3 separate regions of the Homo sapiens genome follow, and regions 2 and 3 are each linked to region 1. A link is a loop called in an ENCODE intact Hi-C map of the cell type or tissue named here. Cell type or tissue: heart right ventricle. All regions are shown on one strand. Region 1 overlaps ADGRB3 (adhesion G protein-coupled receptor B3). Region 2 overlaps ADGRB3 (adhesion G protein-coupled receptor B3). Region 3 overlaps ADGRB3 (adhesion G protein-coupled receptor B3).

The links. Hi-C counts contacts between places; a loop is a spot of excess contacts. Peaks named below come from ENCODE experiments on the same cell type or tissue, not always from the same donor. Only the 100,000 strongest peaks of a DNase experiment are listed, where the experiment ranks them.
Region 2: a loop joins it to region 1, with 5 times the contacts of the local background. A loop is called at or near these places in 6 of 110 quality-filtered maps.
Region 3: a loop joins it to region 1, with 3 times the contacts of the local background. A loop is called at or near these places in 3 of 110 quality-filtered maps.

The regions. Positions count from the first base shown.
Region 1 is chr6:68,972,599-68,977,598 of GRCh38, forward strand. It overlaps ADGRB3 (adhesion G protein-coupled receptor B3), which reads left to right. Exons shown (of 32, transcript NM_001704.3): 9 at 2,165-2,266; 10 at 2,636-2,742. Among named protein-coding and RNA genes, the nearest start is that of ADGRB3, 340 kb to the left of the region's middle. In heart right ventricle, a CTCF peak has its summit at 2,629; a DNase peak (open chromatin) is centred at 2,678.
Region 2 is chr6:69,136,483-69,141,482 of GRCh38, forward strand. The region is part of intron 17 of ADGRB3 (adhesion G protein-coupled receptor B3); the gene reads left to right. Among named protein-coding and RNA genes, the nearest start is that of ADGRB3, 500 kb to the left of the region's middle. In heart right ventricle, no CTCF peak of the experiment used is centred here; a DNase peak (open chromatin) is centred at 2,733; H3K4me3 peaks cover 1,158 bases; H3K27ac peaks cover 3,260 bases.
Region 3 is chr6:69,368,802-69,373,801 of GRCh38, forward strand. It overlaps ADGRB3 (adhesion G protein-coupled receptor B3), which reads left to right. Exons shown (of 32, transcript NM_001704.3): 30 at 3,605-3,640. Among named protein-coding and RNA genes, the nearest start is that of LMBRD1, 430 kb to the right of the region's middle. In heart right ventricle, no CTCF peak of the experiment used is centred here; a DNase peak (open chromatin) is centred at 2,167.

The sequences.
Region 1 (5,000 bases):
CTCTAACTCATAGGTGCTAACTCGTAGGTGGTTGGGAGAGAGCAAATGTGTCCATGCATGTAAAACTCTCCAAAAGGGCTTAATAAATACTAATATGATTATATTACTATTATTAATATGCTTGAAATTATCCAAGAAAAACACCTAACGTAAGGAAGAAGTAAGGTATGAATGATTCTGAGAAGGACACAAAGAATGAGACAAAGAAAGAATGCTCTGAGGGGTTGGTGGAGGAGTGTTGGAGAATGGCTTAAGATGCTGAAGAAAGTATTTCCAAGAAGGTGAGAAAAGTCAAAATATAGTGGTACAGACAAGGCCCAGACTGTGTGAGACTAAGATGAGGTTTGTTGGTAGATCATTGGTAAGGTTAGGAGGAGACAGCTTATGAAAGTGGGGCTGGTGAAGGTTGAATTAACTGCTAAACCCTCCACCAAGCAAAGAGGACACAAATTGAAAACATTGCCTATGTGTTTTAATGGGAACATGGAATAAATAAATGAATATATATTTACATATACTCAGAGGGAGAGGACTATCTTAAACAATTCAAGGTCATGAAGAGTATATGTGGGAAAAGAAAAGGAAGATGACTGAGGAGTGTGGATTCTAGGATCCAGTCCTGCTGACACCTCCACCAGCTCTGTCTCCTTAGACAAGCTTCCTCTTTTTGGGCCTTGGTGCCTTCATCTGTAAAGAGGAAGGAGTTGGAATAGTTGATCTTCAGTGACACTGTCAGCTTTGTAATACCCATGTGTTCAAACCATTCATCTTATCTTGGGTAATTATTTTTTAAATATTATTTCAAGATTTAATTTGTCAACTTGTATTCTTCCCCTACTGATAACTATAAGGTAATTTAATGAGTTCGTAAATTCTGAAATGGAATTGGTATCAGTAGAATGATGATTATCATGGATTAAATATTATATTATTCTGCAAGGAAGATGTTTCTCCCAAGAAATCACACTCCTGTGTTTATTTAGGTACTTAGTATTTTAAGATCCTCACTTATTTATCAAGGTATTTATAAAACATATATTCATTTATTTATTTATTCAATTTTGAGCAACTTCATGTGGCAAACACACCATTAGGTACAAGTGATACAGAGGTGAGTAGACCCAAACAAGATCCCTAGCAAATAGTGAAGACTGATATATGAACATGTAAATGACAATTTTGTATGAAAAGCACAACAGTGTGTGTGTCTAGAGAAGGGACTAATATTCTTTCACATGGGAGCAAGATGTCACTTTTAACACAATATAGATAGACCTCATTCTTTCACTACTATTTTGCATTTCATTATATTACAGTTAAACATCTGTTATTTTTGAAGTTATTTTTAATTTTCTTGCTCAATAATTAAATTGAAATTTTGAATATAATATGACAAAAAGATCAAATTGGTATATTTTTACTGCTATCATTGCTTTTAGTTGAAGAGGTAAAAAGTTACGTATTTTTACTCTTTATGCTTATTTATTTTTAACATTTAATAGTTAATAATTTTAATGTGCCTTTTTGTTTGTTGGAAGTCACTTTTTTGTATAACATCCTAAAATATTATAAATATTTTTATTGATATGCCTGAATATGTTCAACTTGTAGGCAAATCCAAATGACCTCTATAAATAGTCTACACAGTAAGCAGTTCAAAAAGAAATTACAATTCTGTAAATACTTTGTAGATACTAAAAGGAAATCTGATGGGTTTTTATGTATGTTTATGCCACTAACATTTCAGTAAACAATATACATTAAAGCAAATGAAAGAGCCTGTGCATGGTGGCTCAATTCTATAATCCTGGCACTTTGGGAGAAGCTCAAGATGAGCCTGGCAACATAAGGAGACCCTTTCTCTACGTAGAATTAAAACAAAAAATCGGCCAGATGTGGCAACACACGTCTGTAGTCCTAGTTACTCAAGAGACTAAGGAGGGAGGATGGCTTGAGCCCAGTAGTTTGCGGCTGCACAGTGAGCTAGGATCATGCCAGTGCACTCCAGCCTGGGCAACAGAGTGAGACCCCATCTCTAAAAAAAAGAAAGAAAAAAAAAGAAAACTAAAGAGCTCTGCAGTTAGAGAGGTGCCTTTGACAATTGTTTATTGCCAAAATTTTTTAAACACTACTGACATTCAAGTCCCTTTGTTTAAAATTGCAGCACCTTATGAAATATGCCCTGAGGATTATCTGATGTCGATGGTGTGGAAAAGAACTCCAGCAGGCGACTTGGCATTCAATCAATGTCCCCTGAATGCCACAGGTACAGTAGGATGACCCACCCAAACCCTAGTGATAATCCCCATCCAAGAACAGCATGCAGTGTTGGTTTATGAAGTCATGTTTTTGTCTTATATCCATAAATAAGTCTGTCCAATAAGCAAATAATGAAACAATTTTAGTAAAGTGCTTCATAAATGAAGCCAATGAAGAGATATAGAAAATATTGCTGGTGTAATTGTTTCTCAGTGTGACTAATATGCATTATAAAAATAATCAAAATATCAATTTCATGTGCATGTTTTTTAAAGAAAAAAAGTACAAACTTAATTTTTAGCCTGATTCCCAGCTAAGTGTGATGCCTTCAAACATCCCTATTATAAAGCTTCTCTCTGTTCTTTGTGACACACAGGCACCACTAGCAGACGCTGCTCTCTCAGTCTTCATGGAGTGGCCTTCTGGGAACAGCCGAGCTTTGCAAGATGCATATCAAATGAGTACAGACACTTGCAGCATTCAGTAGGTGCAAAGCCAGCTTTAGTACTTGCTCTGTTTATTTTTTGCTAATGATCACTGTGTGAGAATTTAACCTTCTGCTGTACAATCAAATCAGTAACATCTCTAAAAAAGAAATGCCTGAAGGAGAAAGCAATGTGATAGAAAGCTAATTTTTATAGGTCAGTGCTAAATTGTTTTGTTCCTAGGACTTGGGTTTTTATGGATCCTGCTATTTAAATGAAAGAACCCTTTGTCTAGTGGGGGAAAGGCCTGAGCAAAATCTGTTATTCAGTTTTACCTATAAAAGTTAAACATATGCATTATGGTTGGCTTAAGTCTGTGTTAAATACTTATTTTAAAATATCATACATTTTAAAATTAAATTATTTAAATTTGCAGTAGTTGGACAGTGATAAAGCTGTGTCACTTAGCTATCAAATTTCTCACTGCAGTTTGAGATTAAGACATTAAAATAAATGACAGTGTTATTGCACCAGAGAAACTTAATTACTCCCAAAAGATTACATGGGCCAAATTTTCCAAAAAATAGCTCTTCTTTTCCCACATATCATTGACTTATTCACAGAGTATGATGCATGAATATTTTGAGCATAGTTACATTTTGCTTGGTATTTTACAAGTACAAGTCATTGTCATTACTGCAGACTGTTGTCATTTCATCCTGACAGTCAACAGGGCCTCCATACATGAATAAACACTGTAGGGTGTAGAACAAAATATGAACATGAGCCAACTGGGAAGTTTAATCTTGGCAGGAGTGATGTTTACTTAAATGCCTTTATGTTTTGTTGTGCTTATATTTTCTTTTACTGTTCTTACTGTCACTCAAAAATATACATAACTTTTGTAAGAATCCTAAAGAGTATTCTTGCTTGTGGATGGAGAAATAGCTTATACAATAACAACCCCTATCAACTAATAGAATTAGTATTTGTTTCATTATCAGAAAAAGAAAAGCATTTTTTTAAAATCTGAAAGTCAAATTCTGTACAGCATGTTTCCTTATGAAACTTGGAGTTAAATTTATCATTATTTAACTATCTGGAGAATTATTTCTGTCATTATATATACTTATGTATATCTATATACAGTTGACCCTTGAATAATGTGGCCGTTAGGGGCGCCAACACCCAGGGCAGTCGAAAATCCATATGTAACTTTTGACTCCCTTCACATTTACTAATAGCCTGTTCTTGACCAGTAAGGAAGGCTCACCGATAACAAAAACAGTTTATTAACACATATTCCATATGTTACATATATTTTGTACTGTATTTTTACAATAAAGTAAGCTAGAGAAAAGAAAATGTTATTAAGAAAGTCATAAAGAAGATAAATTATATTTGCTTGAATAGTGGAAGTGGATTATTATAAAAGTCTTCATCCTCATTATCTTTAGGCTGAGAAGGAGAAAGAGGAGGGGTTGGTCTTGCAGGCTCAGGAGTGGCAGAGGCAATACAAAATCTGCATGTAAGTGGACTGCACAGTTCAAACCTGTGTTGTTCAAGGGCCATTGCTACAGATATGTGTATAGCAGTAATTGATGATTATTTGGCTATATACAGCCTTATTTCTGTTGTAAATATATACTTACAATATAGAAAAATATATATTTTTTTATATTTATCACATAAACATAAAGTTTTATATTTATATATCATATAATATGCATTATATTGATATAAATTCAAAAATAGAAATATAAATAAGATTTTATATTTATATATTATATGCAGATATATAAATATAAATATACACATGTATTTTTTATAGTCTTTTTTTGTTTCTATTTAGAGACAAAAATATATATAAGTGAGGGAATATAACATATAGCTTAGCTTCATAATATAAAATGTAAGAATATGAAATATAAAGCTTCTTTTATTAATAGCTGTCAATAACTCAGACCATTATATTTCAAAATTAGGTATAAGTAAAAATGTATAAATTAAATTTTAATGGATTTTTTTTTCTAATTTTAGTCATTAGACTTTGTTTAATTATATCCATATTCAGTTCTTGTTCAGTCGTGGTGATGAATGGGAATAATTACAGGGATTAAGTAAATAACAGAGCAATCTTTACAAATTTGCTAAGAATTAATAGTATCACTTTTGTTGCAGAAAATTTTCACTTTCCAAATGTACTGTTTTGTACTGCAACATTTAAATGGGGTTTCATTCTTGAGTGCAGGCCATCTGATAATGGATTAAGATAGATACACTCAGTGAAATAGAAGAAATGAAATCTCAAAGTGT
Region 2 (5,000 bases), 160 kb after region 1:
TACTACACTGAAGAGTAATGAGTTTCTTTTATTTAATATTAAATTCATCATCTGCTTCTATATGTCTATATATTTGGCATTATATAAACAATCGATTTTCTTCTAAAAATCGCCTTCATGGTTGTTTTTCTTTGGTGATTCTCAACCCACCATTTTTTTTTCTTCTTCAAAATGGAGAATTCACATTTTCTTCACTCTTTAACTTTTTTCCTTTGATCATTTTAGTTCCTTTGCTTTGAAACTTCTTTATTTCCTTTAGTAGCCATAGCCATATTTAGAGCCAAGGACTTCCAGTAACAGTTTATTTTTATGCATATCTAGATAGAAGAGAAAATTTATCTTTCTACTTTGAATAGCGCCCCACTTTTTGTGGCACTTTCTGTTTGTATAAACACATTACCTACATTGAATACATAATATTTTCTACAGGGTCAGTGATGTCATTGAGTACAGAACCGATTTCAATCCCTCACTGGTGGTTTCCTCCTTTTTAAAAATCGTATCTTTTTCCAATAGAAAATATCTTTTTACTTCTCATCCCACCGATGCAGTGGTGTTTCTTTTCTTTTCTTTCTTTTTTTTTTTTTTTTTTTTAATGGTAAGATCTTTTTGAGCCTCAAATGTGAAATTAAAATAGATGACCAGTGTGGTTTCTTATAACTCCTGCATTTTGTGAGTTTCAACGTGGAATCTTAATGCAAACATTTATAACCATCCAAAGTTATTTCCTCTTGTCTTTATGCAGACTTGATTTACTCTCGAAAAACAGTTACCTTTTGCCCAGTAGGTTATATTTGAATACTTTTTCAGTGATGTTATTCCTTGCTAAATACCCCCATCAGTTCACAAAATGATAAAGTAAACCTATGAACTTAACATTTTCTGTGTTTTTTTTTTGGATCATCTGGATGGACCAGCTGATGCTGTGGCAAATCAAACACACACACGCAAAAACAAATCAATCAGAAGCTTAAAAGAGTAGTTTCCGAAACAAGAGAGTTCACTATATTAGTTACTGTAAGAAATAGCCCCTTGTCCAGGCATGGTGGCTCATGCCTGTAATCCCAACACTTTGGAAAGCTTAGGTGGGCAGATCACAAGGTCAGGAGTTCAAGAGCATCCTGGCCAATATGATGAAACCCCATCTCTACTAAAAATACAAAAATTAGCCGGGCATGGTGGCTGGCTCCTGTAGTCCCAGCTACTCGAGAGGCTGAGGTAGGAGAATCACTTGAACCCGGGAAGCTGAGGATGCAGTGGGCCAAGATCACACCACTGTACTCCAGCCTGGGCGACAGAGCAAGACTCTGTCTCAAAAACAAGAAAAAAAGAATTAGCCCCTTAAAGGTGTACGATGCCTAAACACAATAGATACCTTTCTCTGCCTCATGTTAACAGAACAAATAGGTGAAATGTTTGGCAGAATGGCCTTCTTCCGTGCTGTCATTCAGCAACTCAGTTGATAAACATATTGACACCTTTAGTATGTCTTCAGTTGTTGCCTTGGGGTCAGGCCCATTTCAGGCAACAGAAAGTACAGAATAACATGGAAGAGCAAATGTGGGAGATTTTAATTATTCAGACCTAGAAACGGTACCCATCATTTCCATGGACATTCTGTTGTTAAAACTGTATCACACAAAACTATTCTTAACTTCAAGAAAGAAGCCTGGAATATATGGCTTACTGTGTTCCCAGGAAGAAGAAAAAAATTTTGGAGACTAGCTGGCAGTCTCTGCCACATCCACTTTATTCAACAATACTGTTCCAGCATCAGAAAAATGTTGTAGGAAGACACTAGCTACAGGCAGTGTGTGGTTAACTATTTCAGGGTCTTCAGTGTTGCCAAAGTATATTCAGCTGCCAATTCCCAAGCTGTTTTGTGGCTCAGGCATAGCTATGTAATGACTCTGACATGGTACCATCATTTTATCATAACAGGTTACTGATAAACCTCAGTGGCAGCCAGTGTTCAAGTGTTCACCATAGAAATGTACCAAAACAAAAGTGAGATTTAAAATAAACCTTAATAACCCTCATGCTCAACATACCCATTTTCAAGTCATTTGATTCTTTCATAAATTATTTTCTTGGAAAAGGAAATTGGCTCAATGTCAGGTTCTTTGGTGGTTAAAATGAATTATCAGGTACAATAAATGCTTCTTTATTGGAGGTGCTATTTTTTTCTTTCCTGAATTTTAAATTAATGAGATTTACAATATTAAGTTTATAAAATGCTAGGTTAATGAATTATAATGAGAAATAAGAGTATTTCATTGTAACGCTGCCGTTGATACTAAAAAGAACAGCTAAATGAAGAAATTCACATCATAATTCAAATAACTAAGGGAAGCAAAGGTTATAAAAGGAATAATTTAATGTGAGAAAAATTGCTTTATGCCTGTCAAAAGACTCTAGAGGAAGATATTATTTGACTTTTAAAGTTAGCTAGTGCATGACTCTATTCAGAGTAAGTAGATCCTGGTTTTTGTGTTTACCCTAAGCCCAAGAATTTCTATTTAAAAACTGACCAGTACTGAGATAAATTACTCACATGAGATAATCTCTATGTTGAGTGTCAGCTCATGAGTTGTTCAACTCTATTTTCATACCCCTTCACCCTACCACCTCCCTAGACCAGGTACCTGGTCGCACTTGATAGTCCGGAGCTTTCCCAAGGTAGCGCTTTACCGGGGCTGCCCTTTTAGCTGGTCCAGTGCTGCTAATCTCAGCTCACCCATTTTCCTCTCCTGCTTTCAATGTTCATCTAGCCTGGCAGCAGTCCCATAAGGACTTGTCCCCTCATGCACTTAAATGCCAATAAATGCCTGTGTGACTCACTGATATTCAGACTGGTTGGTTCCTTAGTACCCTGTTAGTACAAAAAGTAACTGCTGATACAGGAATTTCAGGCATTCTGCTCTCAGTGAGAGATGTTATTGTGGGTGTATAGTCATTGTTTCTCAAATAAAGACATGTATCTGTTGGGTAAAGTTGCATTTTATGTGAGGAATGGTTTATGTTTATTCTTACATTATTAATGCAATGGAATTATTTATATACATAAACTTATATATAGAAAATGCAGAAAAGGAGATAACTATAGCAACCATTTTTTACTATTATGTGGCATTCACCTCTCCAAGTACTTTATATATTCCCTAAATTAATCCTCCCAAAACCTGTTTATGGATTTTCACCTTTGTTTGACAAATGGGGAGATAGGTTTTTAAAGTTATGTAAATTGTACAAGCTTACCCAACCAGTAAGTGGGAAATACACTTGGAACACAGATCTGTCTGTTGTCTTAACCACAACTAGTGTATCCTGACTAAAATACATATTTTTGCTTCAACTCTCAATATAAAGTGAATAAGTAAGAATATTTTTCTATTTTGAAGGTAATTTAGAAGTCACCTTATCTAAAGCAATTATTTTAATAAGACCTATAGAAATTAAATGCTCTTACTTCAAGATAGTCTAATTGCTGAACAGCATAGCACACACTAGAACTAGAGTCTGTATTCTTGTCTGCCACTTCCTACACTGTAGCCTAGATAATTCACTGAATATTCCATTTAGAAAAAAAATCTCTTACAAAACTTGTCATTTCAGCATCTTAGATGCAAGCATAGCATCTTGGAAAACTTGGAAAAATTCTAAGATTAATAGCAATATACTAATTGACAATATTATATTGGTAAGTTTACTCTGAATTCAAAAGTCTCTAATAACTGATATATAAGGTTAAATATGACAGTTCATGGGAATTGTCACTGAAATCAGCTTTTCAAGAAGAGCACAGGAAAGAACAAACAAAGAAAAAAATTGCAATCTTATATGATATACAATGACATGTATAGAACCATAAGTCATTTTGTTAAGTGAAATAAGCCAGGCACAGAAAGACAAACTTCACGTGTTCTCATTTATTTGTGGAAGCTAAAAATTAAAACAATTGAACTCATGAAGGTAGAGAGTAGAATGATGATTACTAGAAGCTGGGAGAGCTGGGAGAGGTGGTGGTGGGCGCCAGGAGGAAGTGGGGTGGTTAATGGGTATAAAAATATAATTGGATAGAATGAATAAGATCTAGCATTTAATCGCAAAACAGGATGACTATTGTCAATAATAATTTAATTGCACATTTAAAAAATAACTAAAAATATAGTTGAATCATTTGTAACACAAAAGATAAATGTTTGAGGTGATGGATACCCCATCTACCCTAATGAGATTATTACACATGGTATGCCTATATCATAATATTTTGTGTAACCCATAAATATACAAATCTACTATGTACCCACAAAAAATAAAAATCAAAAAAAGAGAAAGATATGAACAAGAATTCCTAGATAGAGTTAAGAGTAATTCATTTCACTTATTCATTCATTTACTCACTCAACAATCATTTAATAATAACCTGCTTGATTCCAGGCACTGTTTTAGGTATAGCAATAAACAAAATAGACACAAATCTCTCCCCTAATGGAGCTTTCAAGGGGGAAGGGGAGAGTAATAAGCAGGACAAATAAGTAAAATATACAATATTTGGATAGTAAATGCTAAGGAGAAAAAAAATGAAGTGAAAGAAAGAAGACAGGAAGTCAGTTTGGGGCAGGGATATTTCTTTCTTTTTTTTTGGGGGGGGCGGTGGGGACGGAGTCTTGCTCTGTCGCCCAGGCTGGAGTGCAGTGGCGCCATCTCGGCTCACTGCAAGCTCCGCCTCCTGGGTTCTCGGCATTCTCCTGCCTCAGCCTCCCGAGTAGCTGGGACTACAGGAGCCCGCCACCATGCCCGGCTAATTTTTTGTATTTTTAGTAGTGACGGGGTTTCACCGTGTTAGCCAGGATTGTCTCGATCTGCTGACCTCGTGATCCACCCGCCTCGGCCTCCCAAAGTGCTGGGATTACAGGCATGAGCCACTGCGCCCGGCCGGGGCAGGGATATTTCATAAGGGTGGCCAAAGAATGCCTCACTGAGAAGGTGATTCTTGA
Region 3 (5,000 bases), 400 kb after region 1:
TGGAATTTGACCAGATGGAGCTCATCAGAGACTGTCAGCAAGAGGAATTTTAATGGAGTATTGAGAATAGAATACAAGTTGAGATGAGTTCTAAGTGGGAAATTAAGAAGAGGAAACAGCATAGAAATTAGGAAGAGGAAAGAGCATAGAAGGTTTCCATTACCTACTTTGAGAAAAAGGATTATTTACGTTAGGTTATTTGCAAAATTGGAATATATGTACAGAGGGATTTGTATCTTCATTAAATATTTCAATATCACCTATCCCTGGCTTATATTAAATTTACATGTAGCATTTTTAAAAGTTATCAGATTATCAGAAAAATTGTTATGGCTTGACCACTTTTCTCAGTTGGTTCTTAATTTAAAACATACATAACAATTTCCAATCACTTTCTTCTCTGGAATTAATATTTTAGAGAGCTCAGAAAGACATTTGAATAAACATGCAAGTCAGTTAGGGTTTCAATAAACTTCAATACTTTGAAAGACTTTCCAATACACTGTATGTATACCAACGGTGGAAACAGACCAAAACTGAACAGAATTGAATGTTCTTATTCTTTCTTTACACCATCAATTTCCCAATGCCCCATGCCCCTTTAAGATAAACTAAGGCTGGGGTGGAGCCTCACGCCTGTAATCTCAGCACTTTGAGAGGCTGAAGCAGGTGGATCGCTTGAGCCCAGGAGTTCAAGATCATTCTAGGCAACATGACAAAATCTTATCTCTACAAAAAATGCAAAACTTAACCAGGTGTTGTGGCACATGTCTATAGCCCCAGCTACTAGGAGGGCTGAGGTGGAAGGATCACTTGAGCCCTGAATGTTGAGGCTGCAGTGAGCTGTGATCATGCCACTGAACCCCGGCCTGGGTGACAGAGCAAGACCATTTCAAAAAAAAAAAAAAAAAAAGAGAGAGCGAGTCATGTCTGGAGGTGGAGAAGTCTCCTACTGTTTGTTATTGTATCATTGCTTATAAATGATTGCACATTAGAATGATTTCTAAGTTATTTTACTCAACACAGATATTTTCTCAAATATGTAAATATCAAATTGCTAGGTTTTTTTTCTCCTTCAAAATGCAATTGACAAGTAAAAGTTAACCTGCTTGACCTTGCTTTATGCTTAGAAAGTCAGACTTGGACTGACTGGCTCATCTATTGTTATTTTTGCTGAGTCTGGTAACAATTAGCAAAACATCACAGGCATTTTTACTGTAACATATCACTCCTGTATTACTGAGAAGACAGCAAGAGATAGTAAATGAAATGCTGCGCTTGTAGTCAGAAGTCCTGAGTTTGAATCCCAACTCATTTGCTTACCACACAGGTGAAGTGGGCAAGTAATTTTAACTCCACTGACCCTCAATTTTTCTTATTCATAAAATAAGGAAAATAAATAATATTTTATCCGACCATCCCACTGGTGGGTAGCATGTGCAAATGTGAAAGTGCTATATAAACAATAAAAGGTTGAAACACTTGGTCAGTATTGTGGAAACCTGAATAACTTTACACACATTTTTAACTCACTTGGACTGTAAAAATCTGTCATTTTTTCCCACTCTCTAATTTTTAAGGCTTTACTGCTTTATTTTGCATCCACTCCAAATCCCACCACCATCTTTAGGTTCTTTTGATTAAAATCTGTTTGTTTGATTTGTTCATTCCTTAGTCTAATCCTTCAAGACTGCCAGTTCTGCTATGCCTTATGTTAGAATTTAATTTTAATAAAATTAAATAGGAATGAGATCTACTTGTATGAGTGTATCCATTTTCCTTCCATATTTCACATTGACATACCTGCTCTCAGAAACAGAATCTATCTCTGGTGATCTAGGTTCCTGTCTTTTGCTCTTGCTTCTAAATCTTTTTCACAAAATGTCACTATTTAATTTTCAAATAAAATGCAAAGCTCATGACTAATGTTTTATAATTATTGCTTAAAACTGTTTCCAGCCTTGAATTTTGCTGTATTAAGAAAGAATCTTGCTTAATGTATACTGACAAAAATGTCCTGCTTAGTCACAGTGCCAAGAAAGGTATCCAAGAGCAGAATGGAAGCCCTGACATTTAGTCTAGCATATTGCAGCAAAGTGTGGTGCAGTACACTGGAGCCTGGTTTTTACACAGCACAGTTAGATAACAATAGTGGCGGGGAGATGGCAAAAGAGGGCTGGGCTCAATGCCTGGATGTCACCACGGCGAGGCTGAGGTGCTGTTGGAGACAAGAAGAAAGTGAGATCAACCTGCTGAGTTTTTATTTAATAAAGCAGTCTCCTTTCAGCCCTCTCCTTGATTGTACTTGAAGACTGCATTTTCAGTCTTAAGCAGCTTCACTAAAATAAAATTATTTCAGGAATTTTTCACTTAAAACATGAAACCTTTCTTTCGGCATGTCCCCTTCTGTCTACTGAAACGTGGTTTGGGGATTAGGTATACAGTGAGGTTCTGATTCTGTAATGACAATTTTAACTGTAGCTGCAGAAATTTAATCATAGTTTTCAAGAAACTACATTAGTGCTTCTTTTCTGTCTCTCCTAATGTTCAAGAGTTAAAATGCAGACTAGAGTCTGCTACCTATCTTGGGTATGATTTCCTATTAAATTATTGAAGTTTGTAGGTGTTGGGATGGGAGCACGGGAAAAATAAAACAAAATTTTGCCCAAAGGTTTGTATATTTTTCCAACTGCCTGAATATTACATGCTTTAATTGTTTGTTAATTCTCCCTGTTTCATTCCCTCTCTCATCAAAAAATTCTAAATTTAAAAAATCTGTACTAAAAGTTTGCTAAGAATACTTTATACTAATATCATGAAAATCATATCACATGAAATATATTAATTTCATTGTAATCCTGTTTTCTGGTTGTATCAGTCCTCATTATTTTATTAATGCATTTTATCTGTAACTAGATTTCAGAAACTGTTTAACAAAGGTGGAGCCACAGAGAAACACTGTGAGACATTTACACATACATCTACATTTTACTGGGGTGCGGAATAGTTTGTTTTGCTGAACTAGAACAAATACGTTAGTTCCTTAGGACTAGCAATGAGAAGGACTTTTCTGTCATGGAGGACTATCAAATTACAAGAAATATGTGGGTGAGACTTATGAAGAACTTTGGGACTTAGAGGACTGGTTAGAATTTGGTAGGAAGGAAAACTAGAAGTTGGTTGAAGATGTCGAGGTAACTAGACAGTTTTTCCTATACAACTTTTAATCCTGTTTGTCTGTAGCTTTGCTGTAGTAAGCCTAAAGTCTCTTTCAAGATTGAAATGTCTGTTTGAGTTTTCATAGGAACATTTTCTCCTTACTAAAAATTAGGGTTAAGAGGTCAAAATGAGAAATATTCTGTATTTTTATATTCTCCAATTTTAAAAGAAGTTCAAAGTGAAAATAGAAAATTGTGAATGGAATATTTTGAAATCATAAAATTTTTCATGATTCATGAAATTTTACATTTTTCCTTATGTGAAGGAAATATGTATAAAACAAGCAGGATTATCTTTAATGAAAATGATGATTTTTCATTTTGTTTGAATGACTAAACATAACTTTATTGGTTTTTCTCCTTCTTTTTAAAAATATATCTTACAGAGAAGAAAATCACGATATTCAGACCTTGACTTTGAGGTAAGTTTATATGAATTATTTTAGAATTGTAATTACTTGAATTCAAAATAGATATATAGTTACTTAAAAATTATTACTCTATGCAGCCATGTAAGGGTATTATGTACTAATTTAATTAAATAAGTCAAACATTTTTAATTAAAGTTTATCCTGTATAGGATGAAATTTTTAAATTTTGAATTACTTCAAGTATTTGCTAAACTGAGATTTTCTGGACAAGTGAGGAATTTGTTTTATACATACTACGATAAGTGAACAATTTATGTTAGGAGTTGAACCTGGTTGATTCAGTTTGTAGGGAGGGGGAATGTCAGCTTCCTGATTTTTATATTTAAAGCAATTTTCTTGGTTTTACTTCAGTGACTGCCTGAAGAGATCCTGTGAGTATGCTTAGGCTGGTTAGCTAGGCTTTCTCTGAAAATTACTTGTTTCATGTTCTGATTCCTGCTATTTAGGTTCTCTGCGGTACATTTGATGCTTTTTTTTTCAGTAGAAACTATTGATTCAATGTGCTCCTGTGTTTAGTAAACGCCTTTTCACAGATACAAACAAGATGAAAATTTTCATTTTCCAATTTACATTGAATTTATATTGATGCTGTAATATGTTTACTCGAAATTACTGAAATCATACCATCTGAGGAGGTTATGCTAAATACAAAATTAATGACGTTTAAGCACCACATAAAATGTACTTATGTGTATTGATAATTGGATATGATTCATAGTCTGCTAACATAATTGGATATAATACATTATATATTTCTCCAGTATATTTGTACCTTTGTGATGCATACATAGAACTCAATACTCTTAATTGATACTCCTAAAATTACAGAAGCCTCCCAGAACGTGCTAACTACTCCTAATTCAGTCGTTTCATTTATGTAGATCAATGTTCTAGCTCTACAATGTACATCATGTGTCAAAACTAAGACTTGTTTTTATTTACTGCAATGGTCAACAATGGTTTTACCCTGAATGGAGTCCAAGGATAATTGGTTCTTTTCAGTAACATTTCAGACTACAAGATACAAAGTAATGATAAGGAATCTTTTATCTACGATTAAATAGCAAATTTTAATACTGATGCAGCCTCATTGTAGTAACTTAGCATTGAATATATATTTAATTGTATCCAAAGTTTTTAGCATAAAAGTATCAAGAATATAAATCTGAATAGACAATATTCAGCAATCTTTGCCTTCAGATTTTTTAGTGCCTTTGAAGAACAGATATTTTATAGCTTTTTAATATTAATTCTTCAGGTAGCCAAAAATAGAGGATCAGACTGTATATATTCATGTCTAAAAGCAATAAATTGTTATGTTAGTATAAAGGAAAGGAGGAAGGAATTAACC